Regions from separate parts of the Mus musculus genome. Here region 2 is linked to region 1. The links are chromatin loops, found by intact Hi-C in ENCODE. Cell type or tissue: left cerebral cortex. All regions are shown on one strand. Links, peaks and the distances in the headings refer to the core of each region. The heading gives the core; the rest is flanking DNA. Region 1 holds the start of Adgra1 (adhesion G protein-coupled receptor A1). Region 2 has its middle 32 kb from the start of Mir6401.

The links. Peaks named below come from ENCODE experiments on the same cell type or tissue, not always from the same donor. Only the 100,000 strongest peaks of a DNase experiment are listed, where the experiment ranks them.
Region 2: it touches region 1 in a loop (2.0-fold over the local background); 2 of 42 quality-filtered maps call a loop at or near these places.

The regions. Positions count from the first base shown.
Region 1 is chr7:139,829,632-139,838,191 of GRCm38, forward strand. Adgra1 (adhesion G protein-coupled receptor A1) reads left to right here and starts at 4,543. Exons shown (of 8, transcript NM_177469.3): 1 at 4,543-4,896; 2 at 5,572-5,766. In left cerebral cortex, for the core only: a CTCF peak has its summit at 4,492; DNase peaks (open chromatin) are centred at 4,080, 4,567, 5,110 and 6,144; H3K4me3 peaks cover 2,742 bases; H3K27ac peaks cover 3,781 bases.
Region 2 is chr7:139,742,915-139,751,474 of GRCm38, forward strand. No RefSeq gene overlaps it. Among named protein-coding and RNA genes, the nearest start is that of Mir6401, 32 kb to the right of the region's middle. In left cerebral cortex, for the core only: a CTCF peak has its summit at 4,102 (motif pointing left); DNase peaks (open chromatin) are centred at 4,034 and 4,890.

The sequences.
Region 1 (8,560 bases), core at 2,719-6,718:
AAGCTCAGTGAGGCACCCAGCACGTGGATGCAGTCTTCACAGTTCCCAGACCAACAGGACCTAAGCTCTCTTCACTGCAGTCTGGACAAGCCAGGGCCCTGTGTCTGCCCAGGAGACCTCCTGAAATCCTGTAAAAAGCCAAAATGTCTATTTGTTACCAGGCAGAGGCTGCGCATTAGCCTCTTGTCCTCCAAAAGACTGTGATGGGGGGCTGGACTGGCCCTGGACCCCTCCAGGGTCCAACAGTGCTTTGTAAAAGACCCAGCAGCATCAGGATACTGTACGTTCAGTGATTTTTATTATTTGCTTCTCAAATTCATTTTTCCTTGAAGTGAGGATGAGTTTGTTGGTTTGAATCTGTTAAGAATGGTCTGCACAGATTCAAACTGATGCTGTGGGGGCTGGGGGTGGGGGTGGGGAGATGGCTGGTTTCCACAGCAACCCAAGAGCCTTTTTAATTCTGCTCTGCAACCCAGATGCTGCACACAGAGAGGCCAGGGCCAATATCTGTCCCCCTCCAGGGCCAGGTTGCATTCCCCCAGAGGCCATCATTTCCACATCTTTAGGTTTCCTGTTTTGATTTCTTGGTCTCCACTAAATGACTGGGAAGCCTTCAGCTATGAAGACTCAAGTACTCAGTAGAGGTGCATCTAGCCAGGGCACTAGCAGCCATCCAAGGCCATCCTTATTCTAAGAAGAAGTGTTTCTCACAAGTAGCTTGCTATGTCCTTGGTAGCCTTAGCCCTTCCAAGAGCAAGAATACAAGTCAGCCAGTCTCGATTCTAACAACCATGAGTGTGACTCAGTCTCAGCCTCCTCATCGGATTGTTTCCTGTTCTCCCACAACCAGCTTGTGGATTCCTGAAGCCAAGCAATACAGAGAGAAACCCAGACTCCTGTGGCCCTGGGTTCTGGATGCTTGGAACTTTCCCCTTAGCTGCTGCAGGGCAGCCAACCTTGCTCCTTCTGAGCATGGAGTAGGTTGTAGCTCATCTAGACTGTCCCTAACCAGGGAGTATTAACAAGCCCACTCGAGTCTATACTCACAGCTGCCTGTAATCAGCAGCCACATCTCTACAACATCAATAAGCCAAGTTCAAAGGCTGCTGAGAAGGCCACAACTTTGATTGAGATCCTAACACTTCAGAGGAGGCCAGAGCCACCAGCTCAGTCCATGAGACTATCTGGATGATCTCTTCCCAGTACAAAAAAAATAAAAAGACTGACCTTTCTAGAAGAGAGGCAGAACCTGCGGGCAGTTGGGGAACTGGACTGTCCATCAACTGGGGACTATGCTTTAAACAGGACACATACTCAGAGCCCTCTGTACCTTTGCTGCCCTGATACTTCGTTTGGAGAGAATGTCTGTGGTGAGATTTGCATTAGGAATCAGCTAAGCAGCTAGGCACAGCCCTGTGCCAGCAATGGTGAGAACCTAGGAGATCTGATCAAGTCCTGAGGACGTGTCGCCTGGGACATGGCCCCAGAGCCAATACAACAACAGCTTGTCACATACAACCTAAAACAGGACATTCTTTCTTGCACGTTTAAAAGGTTGGGAAAAGTAAGAATAACATTTCATAGCATGTGAGAACTATGTGATTTTTTTCCAATGTTGGCATCCACCTAGTCCTTTGCTGAAGGCTTGTCTGCACCAGCAAGGTGGGGTGCTGTTAGGAAGACCTAGCCCACAGAGCCTAAAGAGAGGTGCTGTCTGGCCCTTTATGAATCTGGCCATGATGAGATGTTCCGTGCTGTGTGTCTACAGGGACTATCCTGTCTCAGCCAAACATGTGGAGGTTTACAGAGAGGGAACTTTGTAAATGTTGTGAATGTTAACAGTCACTTCCGGTTTACTACCTATGAAGATGACCCTGGATGACGAGGTAGGATAACCTGCCTGGCAATGGACAGGCCTGAGGACTATAGCTGGAGTCGTCTTAACATGAAATCCTCAAGGACAAAGTATCAGCACGTGCTGGAGACTTGCAGGCAAGTCATCTCTATTGTCATTGTCCTGCTGTCCCATGAGCCAGCTCCTTGCCAGACACCACTGCTCATGTGACTGTCATAGATGCTGTCATGTGACTGTCACCCTCTACTGGCATCTCTGCAAGAACTGGACTTGGGGAACTTTTGTAAACAGAATGTCCCCTAAGCAAAGACCCAACCTGTGGGGCAGAGATTGTCATTTCCCAACATGGAGGGATTTTACCTATGCTGTGTAAGGGTCCTCATCGCCTGCATCCCCATGGTCTCAGGTGAGGGTTAGTTCATTGTCTTGTCCTAGCCTTGATCTTTTCCTGTGCTCTCTTGGACCAGTTTGGAGAGTTAGCAGTTATTCTGCGATGACTATCTCCATAATGCCCAGAGATCAGGCTGTGTCCCATAGCAACACAGAATCCACCCAGCTGGAGATGCCCAGAGGAGCAGACTAGAAAAAGCTTGGGCCTCTTGGAACCTTGTGTAGGGGCAGGTTCCTAACTGCAGGGTCATTTACATTACTCCCAGTGTTGAGAGATATGAGATCTGAGCCTTGAGCCACAAATATCAGGTTTTCTTATGTAGAAAAGGCAATCCACAGGCAGCTATGCTTCTAGTAAGAAGCAAGTGTGGCCTGTCTAGCAAATAGGACAGGGGGTCTCCCAGAGCAACAGCAAAGGCTGGGTGGTAACCAGAAGTACATCTGACTATATCATGCCTCCGTTTCCCCATACCATCGAAGATTCTGTGTTGATATAGAACAGGGGTTCTCAACTAGGAACTTTTCAACCTTGGGGTTGAACAACTCTTTCATGGGGATCACCTAAGACCATAGGAAAACACAGATATTTATACTGTGATTCATAACAGTAGCAAAACTACAGTTATAAAGTAGCAACAAAAATAACTTTATGGTTGGGGTTCACCACAACATGAGGAACTGTATTAAAGGGTTGAAGCATTAGAACGGCTGAGGACCACTGATATAAAACATGGCTCACCATGCAGGTCATCACGGCACCTGTCTCCAGTGGTACCCCAGAGACTAAGCCTGAAGTGATGCCCTCCATGGGCAGCTCCAACCTAGGCCCTGGCACAAATGTAGAGAGGCATATGTGACCATTATGAATGGTTTAGTGCCCGAGTATTTATAAAGCCAGGCCTTGGGCTCTGTTTTTGGAAACTTCAGCTACACAATACAAGGAGATAGACTCCTTCTGGCCACTCCAGGAAGAAGCTGAGAATCATCACTCACGCAGTACATAGAGTCCAGGGGCCAGTAGCCAGGCCTCTTCTGCCTCTCCTGAGGGCCTGGACCACCTGTGACAGACCTGGAGCCCTGAGCAGAAGACCAGTGTCAGAGCCTACTCTGATTCAGAGCCACCTCCCCCTACATACTTCCTGCTCTCCTTTCTGCCCCGTTCCCTATCCACCCGACTAAGACTATCATCCAGGATCCATCAGGGACTTTGGCTGGCCTCCAGTTCCTGGAGAAGAGACTCTGAGAGTTCAGAACACATGGAGGCCTCCATCACTCATAGGGTGCTGAGCAGACAGAATTCCTCAGGGTCAAGTCCCTTATCTGAAGTTCGGGGCTCAGTGTTCCCACTGAGGACTGGGACAGGAGAGTTGACCACACCCCACCCAGAGGTTACACACCACAGGATTTCTAAAACAAAAATCACAATGTCCCTGGGTCTAATTCTATCTTTATGATCCTTTAACTACCTCCCCTGCCCCAGGAACTCTAGCTTCCAATCCTTTAAACTCCAGAGTAGCAAGAACCTAGGGGCCTCCTAGAGTAGACACTAGCTTTAACAGCACCTGAAGAGCAAAGTTGCTAGGTGGGATGGAGGTGCTACAAGAAAAGGAGCCAGGTGGAGAGGGAAGGGAATGGTCCCCAAACAGGTGTCTCCTAATCACAATGTCATGCCAACATCTGCCAAGGGGATAAACTTTGTGAAAAAGCTTGACCTGATCCAACTCTCCCCTCAGGCAACCAGTCTGGGCCAAGCCATCCCACAGCAGATGAGCTGGACTCTGACTCACGCCTCTGTACACTTTCCTTCTCAACACTCAGTCCTTTGGCCCAGGCTTGGAGAAGGGTTCAACACTGGGGTTAGGGAAGACACTTTCTGCCCCGCCAGGCCATGTCCACAGACAGGAGCAGCCCTGCTGACTCATGCTCACACAGTCTTCACCTCAGTTTCGGAAAATTTGGATTTGAACAGTATTTTAATACATGGATTGTGAAGATTCTTCCAAAATCAATTTCCGTTTTCACCTTCCTGTTCCTGCAGCCCTCGAGAGACAGGGATCTCTTTTTAAAATGAAATAACATCATCCTGTCCTCCTTTTGGGGAAAATGCTTTAATGTGAGTTGTCTGAATCGGTTGGAAGCAAGCAGCAAACCCTGGTCGGTTGTCTCTTTAAATCGACTCTGCAGTGTGACGGGCAGCCGGCCGCCGGGCTGGGAAGAACCATTCCCGCTCTGCCGCAGGGAGCCAGGGCACGGCGCTGCCGCGGTCCGCGCCTCCCCCAGTCCCCATGGTTACAGCTCCTGCTTCCCGGCCGGTCCTTCATTCCCCTGGCTGTTGCTGCAGAAATCCGGCGCGCAGGCGGCTGGCGTCCCCCAACCCAGAGCTGGAAACTGCCTGCAGAGAGCGCATTGGATGCCTGCTCTTCTCGGCTCTGACTCACTCCCTCCGGGTGCAGAGCTCCGTCCCCAGCGCAGTGCTCTGGCCACAGCCAGTCGCCAGGCTGCAGCCCTGCAATCTGTTGATAACTCCACTTATAAGCTCCAATCTCATGCCTTTCGTCATAGAAAGCTGTTCCCTAGCACGAGGGACATGCCACATCTCGCCTGTGAGAAGCAGGAGACCTGTGCCTCTTCGGCTGCCTTTACCAAAATAGGTGAGAAGTTGGGTGGCTTTCTCCTGATGTCTGAGAAGGGAAGGGGAGGGGTAGGGCTTGTGCCCAAGCTACTGGCCGGCCACAGTGTCCACTCATGAGGGCCATTTCTGGAGCAGAAACGCTGTGAGAGATTCGGCCACTCTTGCTGTTGGGAAGGTGGATTCTGAATAACTTTGGGTAAGTCTAGAGCTTGGAGCCTTAGCAAGACCACATAGTTCCAGCCAAGCAAGAATGTCCATGCGGGAGACGCCAGCCCTCAAGATCTAGCTACATCAGGCGGCAGCAGCAGCTTCTGCCTGCCAGGTCTTCCTGGGCACTGAGAGATTTACTCAGGTTTATTTGACTCTCTTGATTTCAATTGATAATGCTGGTCTGGCTTGTGCAGCCCGAAATAACCAAGTTACGGTCTTATGTTGGGATGGCGAGCAGAGACTACTTAAGGGATGCTTTCCGGCTGCCAGGAGCCAGGTTTCCTCCCAAGTCCCAAAGCCCAGGTTGTTACCACCTCTCTGGGTGCCTCAGATGAAGCCTGAGCTAAGGACTCCAACAGGCTGGCCAGGTTCATAGGAGCCAGAAAGGGGCAAACTTGGGAAGGGACTGAGTGCCCCCTGAGTATACCTGGGTATTGACCAGTATCAGGCTCCCTTGCACTCTGACCATGCATTGTCTTTGCAGGTGGGTCAGCCTGCAGATCCCCATTCATCTTGACACAGTCACTCTGAGGTAGCCTTCCCAGGAGCTCGACCGTGACTGTGTGGGACTTGACCTTCCAGATGGCCATGGAGGCTAGAGGGGAGAAGGGTGCAACATAGTGGTCGGTGCCAGCAACCCCATCAGTGCGCTTGCCTCCCTAACTCTGCAGGGCTCATGGTGAGTACACAGCCCAAGGGGCCTAAAGCTTTGACCAAAACCCTGCCGTTCACATCAGATCAGGGGCTACCATCTCTGTTAGGTGGAGGAGGCCTGGGCAGGAAAGTAAGTTATGGGGTGGTTAGGCACTTAGCAGCTGTCCAGCCTGTGTCAGTCCTGGGGTGGGATAACTCTATGGGGGCAGTGGGGTCTGGCTACATTGAGTCTCTGGCTGCCTGCCAGGGTCTGTCTGCTCACTGGCTCACTTGGTGCTGTTCATACTAATTAGCTGAAGGCACGCGGCAATGTCGAAGCATTTAATCAACAGAGTGGCATCCATCCATGCCCTGGGAAACCTTGTCTAGTCCTAGACTGGGTTCCCTCCCACTCAAGGGGGCCTCAGTCAGGTCACCAAGCCCTTCCTACTGTCCCTGCTCCTCAGAAAGTCAGCCGGCTTTGGCAGCTAAGGCTACAACAGGAGGGGGGAGGGTGTTTCTCTCACACTAGAAAAGGGTAAGAGCAGTGTGGTCAGCGGGTTGGAACAGTGTCCAAGACGTGGCGGGGCCCTTCCTGAAGGCTAAAGCTTGTATTGTGGTTGCTGCCTATTGGTCTCTAAGAAGGCTGACAGCCGAGTAAATAATGCATTGTGTATGCTCCTAAGGGACAGCTGACAGGGGCAGCTAGGGCTGGAGTGCGTGCTGGGAATGCCAATGACCACCAGGATAACATGTCCATAGCCCAGACGTGGGCATAGGTTCCTCAGTGCAGACCTGTGTGTCTGCCTAGTAAGGGGCATTCTGTCTGAATCTCTGCTCACTTGCTTCTTGCTCCACTCAAAACGCCCAAGAAGAGAGATCCCTGTTACCCGAATTAACATCACTTTAGCCTCCCTGGCTGGAGCAAAGGTTATGTCCATGCTGTCTCCTGACCCCAGCAAGGTTCCCTCTTCTAGGTGCTGGCAGCTCTCAAAGGAGAGCACCCTGGGCTCAAGGGTCCCTTGATTTCTACTGAGTCTCCTATTGCCCCCAAGTGCCACACCCAATATGGCTGTCAGCCCTAGGTTGGAATGGTTTGTGGCCTTTGTCCTCAAATTCATGTTTGCAAAAATGGAAAGCTACCCTTGGCAGATGATAGGTAAACTGGCTGAAGCTTCAGGAGGCATGGGTGGCTGCAGTGACCACCCTATGTGACCCACCGGGCAGAATTTAGCTGCCTAGCTCAGCCCTGCCACCTACAAGCCCCTGGCCCCCTCCTACACTCAACTCCCTATATAAGAAGTATCTGCCCTTTGCCCCCTCTCGTCCCAATGTGCTAGACTCACAGCAGTTGCCAGCAGCCCTGCGGAGATTTCTGTTCCACACGAGGACCATGCCAGACTTTAGGAGCCCAAGGCTGCCCATTCAAGAGCTCACACTGTAAATGCCTCCCTGACAATTTGGCCTGGAACCTGTGGACTTTCAAGGAGCTTATTATTATGGACTGATAGTTTGCAGATGAGAAGTATCTGAGAGACACAGAAAGTGGGGGATGGACAACCTGAGGTGCTATACCTTCTGTATGTCTACAGGCTGTGAGGCAGGTGCTGGACAAATCACCTGGGACCCAGGGACAGAATGGTCAGTAGTTCTGAGACTGGTTGGCCTTAGCCGAGGCTCCATAGCTAGCTGTACCGTGCCTACTGGAACTTCTCCAACGCATGTCTCGCAGCTCACCACTTTCCTGCTCTAAGGCTTAAGATACAGCCAGTGGCCTTCTGAACCACATACCAGGGTAGAAAAGAGCACTAGGGTCAAGCTTCTTTACTTAGGCCATGCCATGCTCCTCTTCCTAGACATTATCCTTGTCTGATCCTCCCCATGACTGTGTCCAACATGGGAAGCTGAGGGCACCTCTGTCCTCAGAGCATCTCTGTCACAGCAAGTAACAAACTCAGGAGCCAACTAGCTTTGCTACACTAAGCACTGCTGTTTAACTCCAGCAGACACCCAGGCATGGATGACTTTGCTCTCTCTCACCTGTGATTCTCACAGTTAGCACCAAGAAATCCTGTTCTTGAAGGGAACAAAGTGACACCTGTGAATGACACTGAGAGTTGTTCAGTATCTGCCTTCTCTCTGCTGGTCCTTGAGAGCATCCACATTGGTGGACGAACTAAGGCACTTGCCACGTTCATGGCTCTCATTTTCTGGCAACTAGAGGGGAGGAACTAAGCAGGATAGGCGGGTGTGACAGACATAGTCTGCTGTGGTGTGGGATGTGTGGTATAGAGTAGTGTGGTACAGAACACGGGCTGTAAAGGAGGTGGGGTTGGGGTAGGGTGGAGAATGGCATGACACAGAATATATGGTGTAGAATGGATGGTGTGTGTGCTGTGAAGTGTGTGGTATGGGCTGTGTGGTGTTAGGTGTGTGTTGTTGGTGTGTGGTGTTGAAGAGTGTGGTGTGGGTGTGTGGTGGAGATGTACAGTGTGGATGTAGAATGTGCAGTGTGGGTGTGTGGTGTAGGGTGCGGTGGAGTGGCACGTATGGCACTGGTATAGAATGGTATAATATAAAGTGTGTTATAAGACTGTGATACAGGCTAGTGTGGTGTGGGATATGTGTTGTAGGAGGTGGGATATGTGTTGTAGGGTGTGTGGTGTGGGGTTTGTGGTAACATGTGTAGAGTGGGTGTGGGATATAGAATGTGTGGTGTGTGCTGTGGTGTGTGCTGTGGGATGTGGGGTGTGGGGTGTGGGGTGTGCTGTGAGGTGTGAGGTGAGGTGTGGGGTGTGTAGTAGGGTGTGTGTTATGTGGTGTACATGTGTGTGGAGGAT
Region 2 (8,560 bases), core at 2,020-6,019, 87 kb before region 1:
CCTCTCCCCTATGGGTGAAGGACACCAACGGTGTTCATGTGCCCACTGGCCTCATATTCACACACTCCATGAAGGAGATGACTGTTGAATTTTTGCACTTCGTGGGTTGCGTGTCTTCTTACTTTTGAGCGACATGTTCTCTCGTGTTCTGGAGACCAGTCTCTTGCTGGGTGAGTGCATTGGAGGACCTTGCCACCTGCTCAGCTGCTTATTACTTATCTTTTATTGTTGTTTTCCGCACTGTTTTTCCGTTCCCTTAACAGTGTCTTTCAAAAACCAAAAGCATTTACTTGTAAAAAAACAAAAGTCTGGATGATCAATATTTTCCTTTTTAAAAAATAATTTCCTCTTTCCTGTGATCTCCTTTCCTCTCCCTGCAGTCTAGCTGGAAGTCTGTCCCTGATGTTTATTCTCCAGGCTTAGCTTCTTTGCTCTTTTCTACTCTTTCCCAGGGTTTGTTTGTTTGTTTGTTTGTTTGTTTGAGACAGGGTTTCTCTGTGTAGCCCTGGCTGTCCTGGAACTCACTCTGTAGACCAGGCTGGCCTCAAACACAGAAATCTGCCTGCCTCTGCCTCCCAAAGTGCTGGGATTAAAGGCGTGCACCACCATGCCCGGCTACTCTTTCCCATTTTAATGTTGCCAGTACTTTCTCTGGTTGCTCTCTTCTGCTTATGCTAGATTTAGTATGCCTTTCTATCTAACAGGGAAAGCTGAGCCTGCTGCGGGGAGGGTGAGCCTCTCCTCCTATCCTCATCTGCCTGTCTCCTCCTTGCTCCCCTCTCCCTGTGAGGATGCCTGTGAGGCCTGTACTACTTGCTCATTGCTCTCTGCCTCCTCCTTGTTCCCCTCTCCCTGTGAGGCCTATACTGCTTGCTCCTTGCTCCCACCCAGCTCTCTGAGACTTCTCCTTTCTGATCCCCAGATTGGATAACCTTAATTGTCTGATAGTCAAGATTTTGGATTCTTTATTCTGCCAGTTCAAAAACCAAGATACCATAGAACCCTGCACTAGCCTTATGTTTGCTTGTTTGTCTTTTAGTTACTGTACTGTTTGATTCTATAATTTCTATCTCATACTTTCTTTTGATTTCTCTGACTTTCCTGAGATTCTCTCACTGGGAAAACACTGCTGGCCTTTCTCAGTTCTTTATTTTATGGCTGACTAAAGCCAGCTGCTTTTGATCTTATATAGCAACCCCAACACCTAAGTCCCTTCAGGGACAGCTCCTACTGCTTCCTTTCCTGAGTGTGGAAAAACTTTTTTCTCCTTTGCAGATTTCCTAACTTTTGTTGAAAATATGATATTTCAAGTAGTAAAGTAGTTTAAGTGAGAATGAGATTCCTCATCTCTTCTGCTTGTGGCTATTGCTTCTTGTATAGGGGCTTCCTTGACTTGACCCTGTGGAGTGTACATTCTTTGTGCATTGTGTATTATGTGTGCTCACTGAGGGCTCTGCTTGCTGAGCCTATGTTCAGATGATCATTGGACAGCCATTTCCCTTGAGTGTTGGATTGGGTAAGTTTCGCAGTCTCTGGTAAGGAGCTGTTGGCATGTCCTGGGCATGCTTTCAACACTCAAAAGGAGCCTACACCTCAGCTTAGCTTTCACTTGCTGCTTCTATAGAAGATGAATGTCGGAGGAGGGTGAGACTTCAGGGCCTTCTCAGTTCCCTGCTTGTCCTGGGTGTCACCCTGCATGGCCACCCATGCTGTTTCTCAGGAATATGTTGGGACTTTTCAAAGTCCCTTGTGGCTGTTTTGTTCTCTTCCTCTCTAAGTGCCTTGCTCAGCTCTGTTCTTGCTTCCTGTGTTGTCACTCCGGGCGGCTGGTGTGTTAAACAGCTGCCTCTGATAACAGCTCCCATCCTGGAAAGGTGTTAGTTCTGGGTGAATTGTAATAATAATAATAATAATAATGATGATGATGATGATAATAATAATAATAATAATAATAATAATAATAATGATAGCCTTGCAAATGCATCTCCAGGTAACTCCCAGGTGGGTCAGGAAACTTCCAGAACCAAGTCTGCCTTATCTCATCCAGTAGCTCCTGATCTCAGAGAAAGAAGAGGAACTGTTAGTTTTCAAGGCTGCTGAGGAGCTGGGAAGACAGAGAATGGGAAAGGGACACATTAAAACCCTAGAATACTCATTATTTTTGCAAAATACGGCTGCTTTTCTTATATAAATACTCCCTTGTTAGTGACAATCTTTGGTTAGTCTCGGCGTTCTGAAAGGGCTATTTTGACAGCCTTTCCCAGTGTTCTGCTCCTTTTGTGACAAAGAGCATCTTCAGAGGTCTTCGTACTGTCATTCTGATGAGCTTTTCTAGACTCTTTTTATCATGGGTCCCATTCTCCCGCCCCTTTCTAGACCTGATCACCTTCAATTAGAGGACAAACACTTAGTAGCTCACCCCATTGGTTGCTGCATGGTTCTGTGACTCCATCATGATAAGGGGCACAGTTCCACAGGGGGGTACAGTCCTTTCAATCCTCTTGGCCTAGGTAGGACCTTGGGTGCATTCCCTAGCAACTTCAAATCACCGTCTTCCTTCTAGCTAGTAGGGTGGTCCCAAGAGCATCCTGTTCTTACTATGGCCCACAGTTTTCTCCTATTCCAGTGCTGACCAGCTTCAAAGACACTTTGTGGGACCTCTGCTTGTTCTCATGGCTGCACCGCTCTTCTCCCTGGCAGCTGTACCCTGTCACTCCTGCATGTGGCTATAGGTGTTTGGGTTGTCATAGGACACCCTTCATCCTCTCTGTCTCTCAGAAATCCTGTTCTTCTTAGTGGACAAGAACTGTGAGCTTTGTGTGTTTGTCTGACTTTTTGGCTGCCTCTAATGAAAGCTCTTCTTTCTATGCTGCCCCATGGCCAAAGTGCAGGTGATTGCTGCCTGGCCTGGCATTTGAAAGACAGGGAGCATCTCTGGAGCACAAGTCTGAGATTGTGATGTCTTACAGATGTAGCTCTGAGGGAGGCCTTTGTGGACTGAGTGTCTCATATCCACTCCTGCTCCGGAGAACCCCTGGTTGGTAGAGTCTTGGGGGATATCTATTAAACTCTGCCTGCAACTCCCTGGTACACAGATGGCTTGGTACTATGTTCAGTGAGCCTCAGCCTCTTCAGTCATGGCATGTGAAGTCACAGCTTGACCTCTTCTCTTTGTCCTGTGTAAGCACCTCACACCCTCACGTCCTAAGTCTAAATTCCCAGTTCCAGCCAGTTGCATCTGAAACCCCATGAATACTCCTGGTGAGAACTGGCTCAAAGCAGTGCAGGCTGGCTAGGAGGACATGGGGGTACTTGGGAAACTGAGTTTCTCCAGGAGACAGAATTTCCATAGAGTCGCTGTTTTCTTTACATAATACCAAGGATGTGGAGAGAAGCCCACTACAGTGGCTTTAAAGTCTTCCCTAGAGGTGACCAACTCTACCCTGTTCTAAGGATGTGGCCTTATTTGGAAATGTGGTCTTTGGGGACATGACTGTTAGGGATCCAGAGATGACATCATCCTGGTCTGAAGGGTTCTCTGAGAGCAGCAGTGCATGTGCTGGCAGAAGAAAGAGAGGGAGGTATGAGACACATGCAGACAGAGAGTGAGACGGGTGAGACTGGAGAACTGTAGCCAAAAGACAAGGATGACTGTAGACCCAGGAGCTGAAGTAGCAGAAAGGATAACACACACACACACACACACACACACACACACACACCCTCAGGAAGGAGCCTGCCTCTGCCTAGACTTTAGTTTAAGGCTTTGGGACTCCGGGCACATGAGCTGATAGCTCTGTCTTGTTCAAAGCCCGTTGGTCTTTGGTAGTTTGCTGTAACAGACTGAGGCACACACACTTGTTTTGCAGGCAGATGGAGCACTCTGGCATGGCTCCCAATGTTTTGTAGGTCAAATAAACACATCTGCAAGTGCATCTCTCCCCAGTTGCATCCAGTTCCCTGAGATCTCTGTGAAAACACTTTGCAGTGTGTCTTAGTTCTGTTGAGGCTAGTTACACCAAGATTGAAAGTCAGGAGATGGGGGTGCACTCCTGGGTATACTTGGCCAAGGCTCCAGCCAGGCTCCCCCTGGTGGGTGTTTCGTATTGCCATGCAACTGTAGAAGGCACTGTGAGTGTTTCCTGCTTGCATCTGTACCCTGGGCTGCAGTGGGGGCTGCAAACATTTGGAGTGCTCACAGAGGGCCTCTCTCACAGGTGGGCCTGGCTGATCTCTTTAGCCTCTGATGAATAATGGAAGCTGAGGTCTGGGTCCCAGGACCTTGAACTTAGGGGGACTTTGGCAGTAACTGTCACATTTGCCATTTGTTCCCAGGCTCATCTTGTTAACGTAGGGTTTTTTTATTCCAACCTGGACACAGTATGTTTTATTGGGGGGGGGGGGATTGAACAGAAAGGATATGCAGAAAGCATAGAAAGACGCTGCACGTTTTGCCTAGAAATGGAGTGAATCATTAAAAAAACATAGGCACAGATGGAGCCTGCATCCCAGGAGCCTTGGGCCGACCCTGATAGGCCCATCACCAAGCAGAGGCTGCTTTCTCTTTAAACATTTAGGGCTGCAGGGCTTACACCTGTACCTCAGTACAGACAGGCTGAGTACAGCTGAGACCTGAGTGAGGAGCTAGTTGGCAGAAAACCCCAAAACCAGCCTGCATCTCTCTGGCATCTTAACTCTCACTGGTACTTTCCAGAAAGCAAGGCATTCAGCCGCAGCAGAGTCTTCTAGTTCTGGCACACACTGGGTGGGGGCTGCCTTCCCGCCCATCCCCTCCATTCTTCCTGAGGTTTGATGACTTGGGACTCGCTTAACCACCGATGATGGCAATCCCCCGCTGGCTCCTGAGATGGCCTCCTCTTACTCTCCCAGGATGCTCTGAGGCTAGGAAGAAACCCAGCCTGGGGCCCCAGGCATAGACATCTTAGTGACAGATGTTCGCTTGTTCACTTGCCTGGAACAGCCTAGCCAGGCTTAGAAAGAGAAAGGAAAACACACTTTCCAGGCACAGCTCTGGAAGGCAGGGAATCCCCCAGGGGGCTGCCAGGTCCGTCAACCTGGAGGTGTCTGTCATTCTGCGCATTTGCCTCTTCACATCAAAGGTTATACATCAGTGACAGCATTCTTACATGCTTCTGCAACTTGCAAGATGGTGTGGCAAGTAAAGGTACATGCAATCGAGCCTGACAATCTGAGTTTAATCCAAGCCCTACACACACACACACACACACACACACACACACACACCTTTAATTAAGAAGATGCTTCTAACCATTCTTACATGCTGAAATTTCAATCATGCCCATAGGCATGTCCCCTGTGCTCAAGTCACTAGCTATCTTAGTCAGTCAGTGTTCTATTGCTGTGGAGAGACTCCATGACCATGGAAACTCTTATAAAAGAAAGCATTTAATTGGTGTTGGTTTACATTCTGAGGTCAAGACCATTATCATCATATCGGGAAGCATGGTAGCACACAGGCAGACATGGTGCTGGAAAAATGTTCTAGATATGGATCAACAGACAGCAGGAAGAGAGAAAGACACTGGGCCTGGCTTGGGCTTCTGAAACCGCAAAGCCCACCCCTAGTGACACACTTCCTCCAATAAGGCCATACCTCTTAATAGTGCCACTCCCTGGTGACCAAGAATTCAAATCTAACGAGCCTACGGAGCTATTCTTATTCAAAACAACACTAGTCTTCTCAGGTTCAGTGGACCCTGCCCTTTATTCAAGGGCTAGGAGGACCTTGGCCTAACCAGACTCACCTTGCAGGAGCTATGCCCAGGGTTTGTGTGGGACAGTGATCCCCTTGGGCCATTCTGACCATTGCTGGCTCTGAAGGCAGGAAACAGTGGTTTATTTCTTCAAAGTTGATTGATTCCTTCAACTTTCTAGAAGTTTCCTTTAAAAGGCCCAGGCTGTGTGCTGGCGCTCCATCAGGCCACATGTTACACTTGCTCCAGCTAGTTGGTGCAGTTCCTTCATTTCAGCGCTGGTCTCTAGCTGCCCGTCCCTTCCAGAGGCATCACTGATGAAGAGACACTGATGCGCCCAGTGATGTCCACCTAGGCTTAGTCATCTGTTCCTGCCATAGCTCACCATGTAGCTCCTTAGGGGGGACTCCAGCACAGGTTAACCAGGTCTGTGCACAGCTGAGGGGTCCATGCCTATGGTGGGCAGGAATGCTGTGGCTTGTATGGTGCCTTCCCGGCACCCTCTCCCTTCATCCCAACATGGCCTTGGATATGGCAGCTCCTAGTTTGCTTGTTTAACCCATGCTTACTAAGAGTGGGTCCAGGGCTTTCTCACAAGTGCCAGAGTTCACCTGGGCAGGCAGTGAGACTCTTTTTCTAAGTCATTTGGTGAAGTGTGAACCTCCTGACACATGGGCAGACTCCCCACAGTACCTGGGCATACTGGAACTCTTACCACAAAAAACGTACATGTCACCACTTTGTCCCAGAGGTCTAGTGGATACTACAGGTTATGGAGTGTTCCTAGGAAGGCTATGGAAAATTCAGGGGTATATGTGGTCTGGACAGAGCAGTGACACTGAGCTGGGTGGGGTCAGGGCAGCCAATGATAGCTGCTGGGACACTCTGGTGCTCTCTTCATTTTAGGGTCATAAAGACTCCATCTGGTCCTTCTGCTGTCTCTGGGACCAGAACGTGCCTGCCTTTTTAGAAACTGCCTCCCCCTCCCAGATGCATCTTTACCGCCTCTCCTGCAGGAATCCTGTAGTCATCACTTTTCTCATCACTTTGACAGAAGCATCACAAGAGAGGAGGATTTGCTTTGAACTCAGATTTAGTCCATCATGACAGGACAGGCATGGCGGTGGAGATATCTCAGTCCATGTGGGTAGGAGCAGGAAACCACTGCTTGTTCTCAGCACATACAGCAAAAAGGCCTGAACCTTCAAAAGGCCTGATGACCTATGTCTGTCCCCTATTCCTTATGTCCCCAAAGTTCTAGAACCTCCCCCAAAACAGTGGCACCTTCTGGGGACCAGGCACTCAAACACGGGAACCTGCTGAGGTAGCTTCAGACCTAAACCATACACCCTTCCTGACCTCTGCCAACAAGGAACCTTCCTCAGGGCTCTCCCTCAGGGCTCCCTGAGGCAGACACATAGTGGCCCAACCCAGCCAAAAGGAAGAACAAAGGTGTTGAGCTTCGTGACTGCCCAGAGAGAAGCTGGCCCCACCCCAGCTGCCCACATTCTATCCTGACCTCCCTGCCCATCTTCTCCTGGTTCCCCAAACATACAGCACACACCACACATTCTGTGTCTGATTCTAAACAACAAAAAAAAGAAACAAAGACACTTCCTTAGGAAGGCTGAACGCCCGATGTTTGTTCTTCTTATTGGAATCCTGGTGAGCCATGGGGCACTCGCTGTTCGTGCGCTTATTAAAAAGAAATGCATGGGAAGAGTAATTGCCTGTTCTGTGGTGAGAAATTACCATCTCTGTTTTATTTATTGCTGTATAGGAAACAAGAAACATAGCACATAATTTAGTGATTAGAACTTTGCAGCTTTCACTTCATATAATTGCATGCTTTTATTAGTAAAGCTATTACTTTGATTTTTAAAAAAATCCTTTCTGACCCCTTTCAGGGTCCTGAGAAGCAGAAGGGTCTCATGTGGAGCCCATGATTTTCAGCAAGACTGAGAGTGATGATCCTGTCTTTCCCCCAAGAATTGTGGGTTGGAGCTGGCAAGGGACTGGTGGAGGAGGGATGCTGGAACTCGCCAGCAATGGTTAACAAGGGAGAGACTTGGGGTAGCTTGTGTGCATCCAAATCCTCAAGGGACGGGAACTAATAAAGTGCTAACATGCCCATGAAGGGACTGATGAGCAGAGTCTTGACCTAGGCTGGCCCTGGGCCATCAGCTGCCTCTGGCCTGGAGTGTGGACAGTGTTCAGCATCTATCTTTTACAGTGCCCGTCTGGGCTGTCCCATTTGGGACCCATGACTCTTACTGCTGCTCTGGGTCATAGAGTTACTGATTTACCTCCATATCCTGGGTTTGAGGTTCCATGCAGCCCCTCTCATCCTCCCCAAATAGGGTCCAGCTCCGTGGGGTCTCATCGCTCAGCAGAAGCCTCACCTCATTTCTCATGGTTATCTCCAAAGCTGGAGCAGGCTGTTCTTTCCTCTGCAGAGGAAGTATTACAAACAGGAAGAGGTCCTGGCCCTTAGAGCCACTAAAACCTGCTCTAAGGGGACAGTAACTCTAAACAGCTAGCCTCTGGGTGTTCATATTCTGTTTTGTTAATTTGCGTATTCAAAATTTATCCAAATTCCTGCATTTTTCCAAATATGAAACTATCTACCTCAAGACTGATGATTATTGAAGTCCAGTGAACTTTGTCCTCCTGTACTCTGTGAGGTTCCCTTTCCTCCAACACCTACCACCGGAGGGCATGGAAGCATGTTGCCAAAGATGTCACCATGCCTTTCCGATCACCCAGCCTCTCTATCCTGTCTACGTGACAATCAGCCTCCAGCAAAGTCATTGCAGCTAAAGACT